Linked DNA regions of Mus musculus: region 1 is linked to region 2. The links are chromatin contacts, found by Hi-C or POLR2A ChIA-PET in ENCODE. All regions are on one chromosome and are shown on one strand. The core of a region is the stretch at or near the end of the contact, and the rest is flanking DNA. Distances in the headings are between cores, read along the strand shown. Region 1 holds the start of Zfp787 (zinc finger protein 787). Region 2 holds the start of U2af2 (U2 small nuclear ribonucleoprotein auxiliary factor (U2AF) 2).

Region 1 (4,409 bases), core at 1,324-3,823, 1.1 Mb after region 2:
CCACCAGTATTAGTCACCTCCGCTTATTCTACTCTGCTTATCCTATTCCAAATCATCCTACTATAGGTCTTCTATAATGCGGCCAGGTCTCAAGAGTCTTCCAGCCAGCAGCCCTGTATGCAGTCTCCTAACATTTTACCCACGGAATAGGGAACCAGGAGCCCAACCCAATGGCTAGCACTTAAGAATAGGGCTGTAACCCCAGATCCAGCATGCCCAACAGAACTAAAGGGGTGGCACTACAATCACAAAGCTACACATACTGTATCCTGAAACTACTTTACGGCCTAGGGCACACAAGTACCAGCAAGTAGGTGTCCTATCTTGCCAAAACTAAGGTGACCACTTCTGTCCCAGGGTGTCAAGAGAACTCTGTAGCAGGTGCCTGCCAACCTCTCAAAGCAAGTCATCAAATGTTCAGTCTCTCCTAAATATGGAGGCCCAACACCTGGTGCATCCCTAGTCAGTCAGAGGATGACAATGTGGGTTTGGAAAGTCTGTGAAGTGTGTCTGGGACCCACAGAGCTATGGGTGCCCATTAGTGACTACAGAGTTACTGATGGCCTTGAGCTCTATACATTCTGCCATCTCCCATAAGTCTCAGGGTCCCCTTGTCCAAGACTCAGCATCCACGTCCTGTAGGGCCTAAAACGCTCAGGGACACTCTGGCATATCTCCCTATTGTCCTAAGCTACTGCAAAACAAGAACTACAAGAGCCTTGTCAAGTTGGCCAGTGTCACCCACCAGCAGGCCTGGCCCATGGAAACCTTGAGAACAGCCCTCCAACCCACATCCCCACCAGTGAAATTCAATGCCCTGGGGTTAGTGGAGTTTGTAGTCTTGATGGACTGGGCATAGTCAGGGAACTGTAACAGTGTAACAATTAAGTAGTGGAAACAGCCTGGGAAAGGGGGAAGTGACACATCCAAGGTCACGGAACCATAAACGAGCCAAAATTGGAACTCAGGAGCTGGCTCCAGAGACTTTTTGAACTTTTGCCTGAAAGCAAAAGTATGAAAACCCTTGCTCTGGGTGTATCACTTTAACACCTCTATTGTGTCCTCGTGAGGAATGGCATGAAATTTCTTATCTATGGCTGCAGAACTTAGGAGCTGAAGCGAGGAATTGAGCTTCAGAGCTCGTGGGCAATATTCCCAGTAGCTGCAAATCATTCTTGAATTTCACCATGGGCCAAGCCTGAGGATATACCCTTCTCTGCTCAGATGGAGAACACATGAGATAAACCAAGTCAGAATCTAATGTGAAAGTTCTCTGGGCCATGGCAGCACAGCACTCAGTGACTCCAGAGAAGCAGGAGGGGAAAGTTACCTGCACTTGACCCAAGAGGCTTAAAGCTTTCCCCAGAGCAGAGGCCAGATCTCAGCTAGATTCTCAACAACGCCAAACATGGAGCCTGAATCAGAAATTAAGGGGTTGGGGGAACCCATCAGGTCTGCGTTTTTAATAACGACCTGGGCAATAACGCCTAAGGTCGTCCTGGGTCAGGTCTCAGCTCCTGCTTTCCAACCCCAGTTCATGTTCATTTTCCTATCCTGGTGTTAAGACAGGTGTCAGTTCACTCCCCACTCACTTCTTCGTCTGTGGATCACTTTTCCGACTGACCTTTTGTAAGTGCTGGGGCACACATTCCCGGGGCTTGGGGGTCACCCTATGACCTAACTCTTGTACAGATTGGAGGTGGAGGCGGGAGGTCTGCTAAGGGGCGGGGCTCCGCGCTGGACCCAGCCCTGTGTCCGCCCAGGGGAGGAAGGCAACAGTCCAGGCGGCCCAGGACGACCCACACGGTGCTGACCTTGGCCTGGCGCTTCCCCTCCCAGGACGTGTTTCCTGCCGCCGGTCAGCACGCGCGGGGGAAATAGATGAATGAGCCTCCCGCCACCTGCATCCCGTAATTACTCGCTGGATCAAAGGCCAGCGCATGGCCCCCGAGGCAGCAACGGGCCAGGCGACTCGATTTGAGGAAGGAGAGGACTTGGGAGAACTTGGGCCGAGACTGACCATGGGCCGCCGTTTCCGGTCAGCCCAATCCAGGCGGCGGGGTCTCTCCCCACATCAAGCCTCGCCCCCGCAACAAGTCCCTGGCACTTCCGGCCATGACCGGCTGCAAGTCCAGTCCGGGTGGCCCGGACCCCACCGGTTGGATAACCCAGGTGCCTGCCGGCCCAGCACTGCCGCCGGAGTAGCGCACGCGCATTGTCCCAGGCCGCGGCGCCAATCTCTCCCGCGCGCGCGCGCGAACTCCCCGGCCGCGCGCCCGCTCACGCCCACCCCCCCCACACACACCCCTAACACGACACGCACGCGCACTAGTCCGCTCTGCCGCGCTCGCCCTCCCGCCTCCCCACCCACCCCCGTCCGAAGCCCAGCTTCCCGACGCGCTCTCATCCCAGCCACTCGGCGCACGCCCCCCTGAGCCCGCGGCCGCCCTCACCTCCGCGGCCCCGGGGCCGTCACGCCGCACTCTTCCTCTCGCCTGCCTCGCGGATGGTGGCAGCGGCGGCAGCGGCGACTCAGACCCTGGGGTCAGGGGGACGGGCGCCCAGGCCGGAAGTGACCTTCCCGGCCGCTTCCGCTCGCGCCTCTCCCTCTCCTCCCCCTCCCAGGCCGCCACCGCTACCTCGCCACTCTAGGCAGAGGAGCTCCAGGACCCCTGACCGCTACCCCCTCCGGCTCTATGGTACGGAAAGGCGCCTCGGGACGCTACTTCCGGAATTATCTAGGACCCAGGTCCTCCGTTTTGCTCTATGGCGCCTCGCTCCGAGGGGCTCGGGCCCCGCCCCCTCCCCGGACAGAAGGCTGGGCTCGACCCGTTAGGCGCACACTTCCGGGTGTCGGGGCGGCCCCCAACCCAGCCTCGTCGCTCGCGCCTGCGCGGTGAGCTGCCCGCGGCGACGCTCCCACTACTCCAGTCCTCCTGTCGTCTCTATCATCGTAACCCCTTCCGCCCCGGGGCGCTTCCAGGCCAACGCCGGTCTCAAGAAAAAATTCGGTTCACGAGATCTGGAGTTTTTCCCCAAAATGTTTCCGCTCGAGCCTCCGGTGCGGGTTGCATTTTGGGACGACCTCATCTTGAAATCGGCCTGTTTTGCAGAGAACCAGAGGTCACATTACCTTACTAAGTGACATAGCAAGAATGACCTCGAACCTTCAGAGTAGGGCTCCAAATTAAGTGTTTATGACTTATTACTCTCCTAGAAGAAAGGTCCATCACAGTTTGGAGGATGCTGATGATGAAGAAAAGGAATGAAAGGACCCTCTACAGATATCTGCTTCCAAGGCACAATTTGAAACTTGAAAGTCAATGTCAGCTTCTCTGAGACAAATGGTATCATCATCACGTAACTACCTTTACAAAAGCAGGCGTCAGGTGCTGCTGACACTTGGACTAAGTAAGGGATGGACTTTTTAAACAAACTCCTCCTGCACCAGAGAAAATCCTGGGCAGCCTAAAGAAGCAAAGCCCACAGGCAAAACGATACATGACACCTGAGGACAAGCTAAGAAAATGGAAAGCATAGCCATCTCCTTAGCAAGGTGCTCCAGAAGTCTTTGCTCAGCAGACTGTTAAGGATGTGTAGAGAGTTAGAAAATTCAAGAGGAGGCCTATGCTGAGCCCTGTAATGGAAAATGTCCAAACTGCCTGTAATTCATGTTCAAGCGCTGGACTTCCGTGGTTAGATTAAAGATAAACCAGCCAGGACCTTTCAACGGGTGATAAAGATCACAGGCTGCTTGTAACTGATCAAAAGGCTAAAGGCGAACCCACAGCAGGGGTATTAAAATGGCCCCAAAGGTAAAGAGTAAACGGAGGACAGTAAAAAAAAAAAAAAAAAAAAAAATTAACTATCCCTTCCTGGCTCAAAGCTAACAAAACTAAAAGGCAAACTGGCAGCATCAGACACAGCCACGGTAGTTACTGTTCCATCCCGAGTCCTGGGCCACACAGAGGAATTCTTAGAATGCTAAACCAAGTAATCTGAAGATACATATTTTCTCCATGGTGAGCCTCAAAGGCTCAGGGGTACACACTCACCTAGTACCCACGAAACCCTAACGGGAACAGCTTTGTGCCACTTTCAGTGACAACTACAAGGAACCAAGGCTCTGGGCACCCCAGGCTTTCTCTTGTCTCTCCAAACTTTATCTTTTTTTGTTTTTGTTTTTGTTTAAACTCTAGTAAATGTGCAATTCTGTTTTGCCCCTCCTATCTCCTTATCTCCTTTCCCACTATGACTCCACCGTGATGCTCAGGGTGTACTCCTTCTCTAACTCCAGCCAGCTATCCTCAAGTCACTTTTTGTATCTGATTTGTGTGGGATTATTTTTTTTTCCATTTCTGGGGTTTGCAGGCACTGTGTGTGTGTGTGTGTGTGTGTGTGTGTGTCCA
Region 2 (4,540 bases), core at 1,264-3,763:
AGGAAGAGGCAGAAGCAGAAGGGAAGTACTAGCCGGAAGCGATTTGGGAAGACCAAGGCTCGAGAGAGGCAGCGGGGTGAGTGGGGAGTGGGTACATGTGATGGGTGTGTTGAGGGGTTGTGTACCCAGAATCGCAGTGTGAGCTCTACAGTGATGCCCTAACTCTCCATATACAAAACAATCAGACTCAACTTCATCTCACAGCCCTTTTCGGTCCTGAGTTAATTTTAAATTTCGTTTTACACCAACCAGCAGATTTAGTCCTGTGTCATCAGAAAGGAGGTCTCTGGGCCCATCTCCTTTCTTCTGGTGTCCAGGCCTGCCTTCAATTTCCCTGGTCTACTTCTTGCTCAGGTCTTAACTGTTTTCCATCTTGTTATCCTTTCTCTTCCTGTATGGGGCTCCTCATGTGTCCCCACTTCCATGATTTCTTGCTTGCTTGTTTTCAAATCTGTGTGCCTTTCACCCCTTTTCCTCTTTATGCCTGCCTTCCTGTTTCTACCTGGGTTCCCCCATGTCTCCTTCCCTCATGAGTGTCTTTTCCAGTCCTCCTCTTTCTGTCCTCTTGGTCCTGCAGTGAAGGATGCTGATGGGGTCCTCTGCCGCTACAAGAAGATCCTGGGCACCTTCCAGAAGCTGAAGAGCATGTCCAGAGCCTTCGAGCACCACCGTGTGGACAGGAACACCGTGGCGCTGACCACGCCCATCGCAGAGCTACTCATTGTGGCTCCCGAAAAGCTGGCTGAGGTGGGAGAGTTCGATCCATCCAAGGAGCGCCTGCTAGAGTATTCCCGCCGCTGCTTCCTGGCACTGGACGACGAGACTCTCAAGAAGGTGCAGGCTCTCAAGAAGAGCAAGCTGCTCCTGCCCATCACCTACCGCTTCAAGCGGTGATGCCGCCGCCCCGCACGCCTCCCCCCCAGCAGATTGCTGGCTAGGTCGGCCTTCCCGGGGCACCGCCAGGGCTAGAAGCTGCCCTTCCTGAGCACTGGGCCCTGCTTCTCGGCCGCACACGCTAGGCACCCCGTCTCCATTTCACCCCGCAGGGGCTGCCAGCTAGGCCTCCTTAGCCAGGAGTAGCCCATCTGCATCCCATGCAAAGACAGAGTATTATTCTGAGAGTTTAAATTAAAGAGACATGAAAATTTTCAATAAACTGGGCCCCAGGTCTTACTAGGAAGGGAATATGCTGGGAAGGGGTGGCCGTCGCCACGGAGACTGGGACAGGAGCGCTCAGCCAGAAGCCTCTAGAGAGGTTGGGGAGGGTAGGGTGTAATTAGCCCCAGGAGGCAGAGGTGGGAAGCGGAGCAGTAGGAGAAACTGAGGTAAGACGACTTTAAGAAGGCAGCGCCTGGGGCATTGATTCAATGAACGTTTAGCTGAGCCAGCCCGGAGGAGGTACCGGGGCGCTGGGTAGACTCTTTTCCGCCTGCCCGCCAGGGGTCAGGAGATCTCTCGGAGGTGTCACATTCGGCGCTTGCGCAGCAGGAGCAGGGGCGGACAATTTAACGCGATTGCCTTGGCAACCGGGAGAGAGCAGTCAGGTTTAACCGTCTTGAAGTTAGTGCCTTGGGGGCTGAGGTTGGCGGTGGGGGAAGGGGTGTGTGGGAGGAGATCGGGCGCACGCGCAATGTGGATTTAGAATGGCGGATCCTCCGGAGCGCTGAGAAAAACGTGCCCTAGACCGCTACGCAGGCGCAGAAACCCCTCTCCAATCACCGTGCGCAGGCGTCCCAAGCTGAGCTAACAACCTCCGCAGCGGCCTCGAACACCCTTTGTCGCACTGGCTGCTACTGTCCCACACACTTTCTCTGGCCTTCCGCGAGGTCAGTTTTTTCAGTTTTCTCCTAGAGAGCTAGGGACCGAAAGCTGAGACCCCGCCCCCTCCCCCGTAGCTATCTGGCCCACCTCCCATCAGTCCTCCCTCCCTTTTCGGGTCTTTAAGCCGAAAGGAGCCGAAGCAAGAGCGGAAAGAGCCGAACTTCCCTCCTGGGCGTGAGACCTTCCCGAAGCAGTGGCGGAAGGGACCGATATTCTCCGGAAGGGGCGGAGTGACCCTGTGGCGCCTCCGGAAAGAGCCGAAGACTAGAATCGGGCTTAATCTCTAGAGGGGCGGTGAGCGAGCGCTGGAAACCTTCGGAAAGAGCCGAAGGCCCGGACGGTTAGGATTGTTGGAAGTGACTGACCGCTTGGACAGGGTCGGCGAGGGGTGGGACGGATTTCCAGAGGAGGCCAGAGACAGACGGTTTGAGTTGTAGGAAAATCCGTGTCTTTAGAGGGGGCTGGTGTCGGGGAACGCGAAGACTCGCGGAATCCTCCGAACGTTGAAACGCTAGTTTCCGAAAAGTTACCGAAACTCGGGCAGCCGGCATAATCCTCGCTTCGGGTGATTTTGACGGCGACCGCCGCCTTCCGACTGCTCCGTCCGAGAACAGCCGACAGGCTTCGGAGCCGAGCTCGGGGAAGTTCCGGGGGGGGGCGGGTCGGGCGGGACGAGGGGGTGGAGCCTGGGAGGGGCGGGGCTTGGGGCTTGATTAGGTAGGCGACGGAGTGCCGGCGGGGGCCGGAAGTAGCCGAAGCCAGCGGCGGAAGTAGCCGGAGCGGGCGGGCGGCAAGGCGAGGCGAGAGCTGCACAGGGCCCTACGCGGCCGCCTAAGCATGTCGGACTTCGACGAGTTCGAGCGGCAGCTCAACGAGAATAAACAAGGTGAGGGCGCCGGGGTTGTGGGGTGGCTTCTTGCTTCGCCCTGTGCCCCCCCGCCATTTCCCTCTCTTGTTCGCTTCCCTAGGGCCGCACGCTACCCCCCCACCCCCCCGTCCGTGCCGCGCGCGCCGAGCTCACGTGACCTCCTCTCGGCGCTGAGGGAAGGGGTGGCGGGCGAGGCTCAGGGCGCGTGCGCGCCGCAATAGCCCGCGCCCACGTGGTCTCGGCGGAGGCGGCGCGTTTTGTTAAGTAGATGCCTTGAGAGCGCGCGGGATTCCGTAATGTGAAGCTTTTCTGTTGTCGTTTTAAATTTTTGTCTTTTACTTGAGAAAGATGAATTTTGGTCTCTAAATTCTGTCATTTTCTTTTGCTGCCTTGGCACTTCCGCTTCCGGTCGTGCGTACTTTTCTTTTCTCCACGCCCCCTTTGTTTCCAAAATGGCGGTGGTGAATCAGCCCCCCCCCCTCCTTTCCTTTTCCTTCACGTGGACTGGCAGTGCAATCTCCCGCTGCTTGTAGGTTTCGAGCCTGTTCATATTTTTTTGATTTCTCCAGAACTCTCCTACCTCGATGTTTCTGTCTCCGTCTCCGTCTCCGGCTTTGCGGTGTCTTAGATAAAAATGTGTCCTACACTTGTTTGCCCGCCAAAGAGGGAAGTCTGCGTTCTTTGTGCTCCTGTTGAGCATAAATCATGTATGCCTTGGGGCTTTTTTTGGCGGCAGACAATATCTGTTTTCCATATCCCTAACAATCCCTAAACTTATCGGTTTTAGGCAAAGCCCAGGTCCTGTATCATTCCAAACTCGGGTACCTAAAGCCAGTTACACTATAGGGATTGTAAAATATTCAACAGAATGGGGAAGAGGGAGCTGGCCCATTAACAGGTTAGTGGAGGCAGGTGCTCCCAAGGTAAGATCTTGTACTATGAATTTGGATCAGAAAGGCAAGCAGGCTATGTTGGTGCTGGCGGATTTAGGGATACCGAGGAAAACGTTGATTTACAAGACATTCTCTACAACCTCTTCTTTTTTGAGACCGAAGAGTTTAAATTTCTTGAGGGTTGAGACTTAAGCTGTCTTGTGTTGGGGCACTGGATGAGACCTTGAGAATTATTTGAAATGAAGCTGGAATTGAGGAGAGAGTAGCTAAAACAGTACACGTGGAAAAGTAATTATTCTGAGTGTCCTTGGTGAGCTTTTCTGCTTTGAGTAGTGTATTGCTTTAGAGTATAGGGCTTAGGGATTGAACATACCTGAGTTCAAATACCTTCATTACTCTTTATCTGACAGTCTAATCTGTTACCTGTATGCTGATCATCGATGCTTTGTTTACTGGGTTTTTGAAATTAGTGGTACATACTGACTATAGTTGTAATTAAACTCCTTCCTTGTCAAGGCAAGGAAATTTGTTAAACTCTTAAAATCTGCTTTTTTCTGAGAAGGTTTCAGGTTTCTGTGTAGCCCGAGCTGTCCTTGAACTCACAGAGATCCTCTTGCCTCTGCCTTCTGCTTGAGGTGTGAGCCACCACCACCAGGCTCTAAACAGTTCTAAGTGAATTACTTGTAACAGTCTTCTGAGGACAAAATAGTTTTCTGTTTATTGAGCAGGAAACTGAGGCTCATTTAGTTTTTATTTTTATTTTCTCTTAAGAGAAAATGCTCCAAGCATTAGTTGGAAAGCTGGAGCTGAGTTGAAATGGAGCAGTGTGTATATATAGCATGTGGCTTGGGTTATGCTAGGTGCCTAACTAGCTATAATTGGTATTGTGAAGATAGGTGGATTTTGGCTCAAATAGACTGGTGTTGTTATAGAAGGGTGGGTAAAGTGGATGGCAAAT

What was found. Hi-C counts contacts between places; a loop is a spot of excess contacts on that map. ChIA-PET counts read pairs that join two places held with the same protein, here RNA polymerase II (POLR2A).
Region 1: a loop to region 2 is called in a map of v-Abl transformed pro-B cells, with 2.2 times the contacts of the local background. The contact joins the promoter of Zfp787 here to the promoter of U2af2 in region 2. A Hi-C loop is called at or near these places in 1 of 37 maps with a recorded cell type or tissue (v-Abl transformed pro-B cells). POLR2A ChIA-PET finds 5 or more read pairs at or near these places in 2 of 5 experiments (Patski and embryonic stem cell).

What each region holds. Positions count from the first base shown.
Region 1 is chr7:6,153,392-6,157,800 of GRCm38, forward strand. Zfp787 (zinc finger protein 787) reads right to left here and starts at 2,574. Exons shown (of 3, transcript NM_001013012.2): 1 at 2,454-2,574. It overlaps Gm36371 (a long non-coding RNA gene), which reads left to right and starts at 3,828. Exons shown (of 2, transcript XR_391130.2): 1 at 3,828-4,409.
Region 2 is chr7:5,059,630-5,064,169 of GRCm38, forward strand. U2af2 (U2 small nuclear ribonucleoprotein auxiliary factor (U2AF) 2) reads left to right here and starts at 2,514. Exons shown (of 12, transcript NM_133671.3): 1 at 2,514-2,707. The coding sequence starts at 2,659. Ccdc106 (coiled-coil domain containing 106) reads left to right here. Exons shown (of 5, transcript NM_146178.2): 4 at 1-76; 5 at 578-1,156. The coding sequence ends at 894.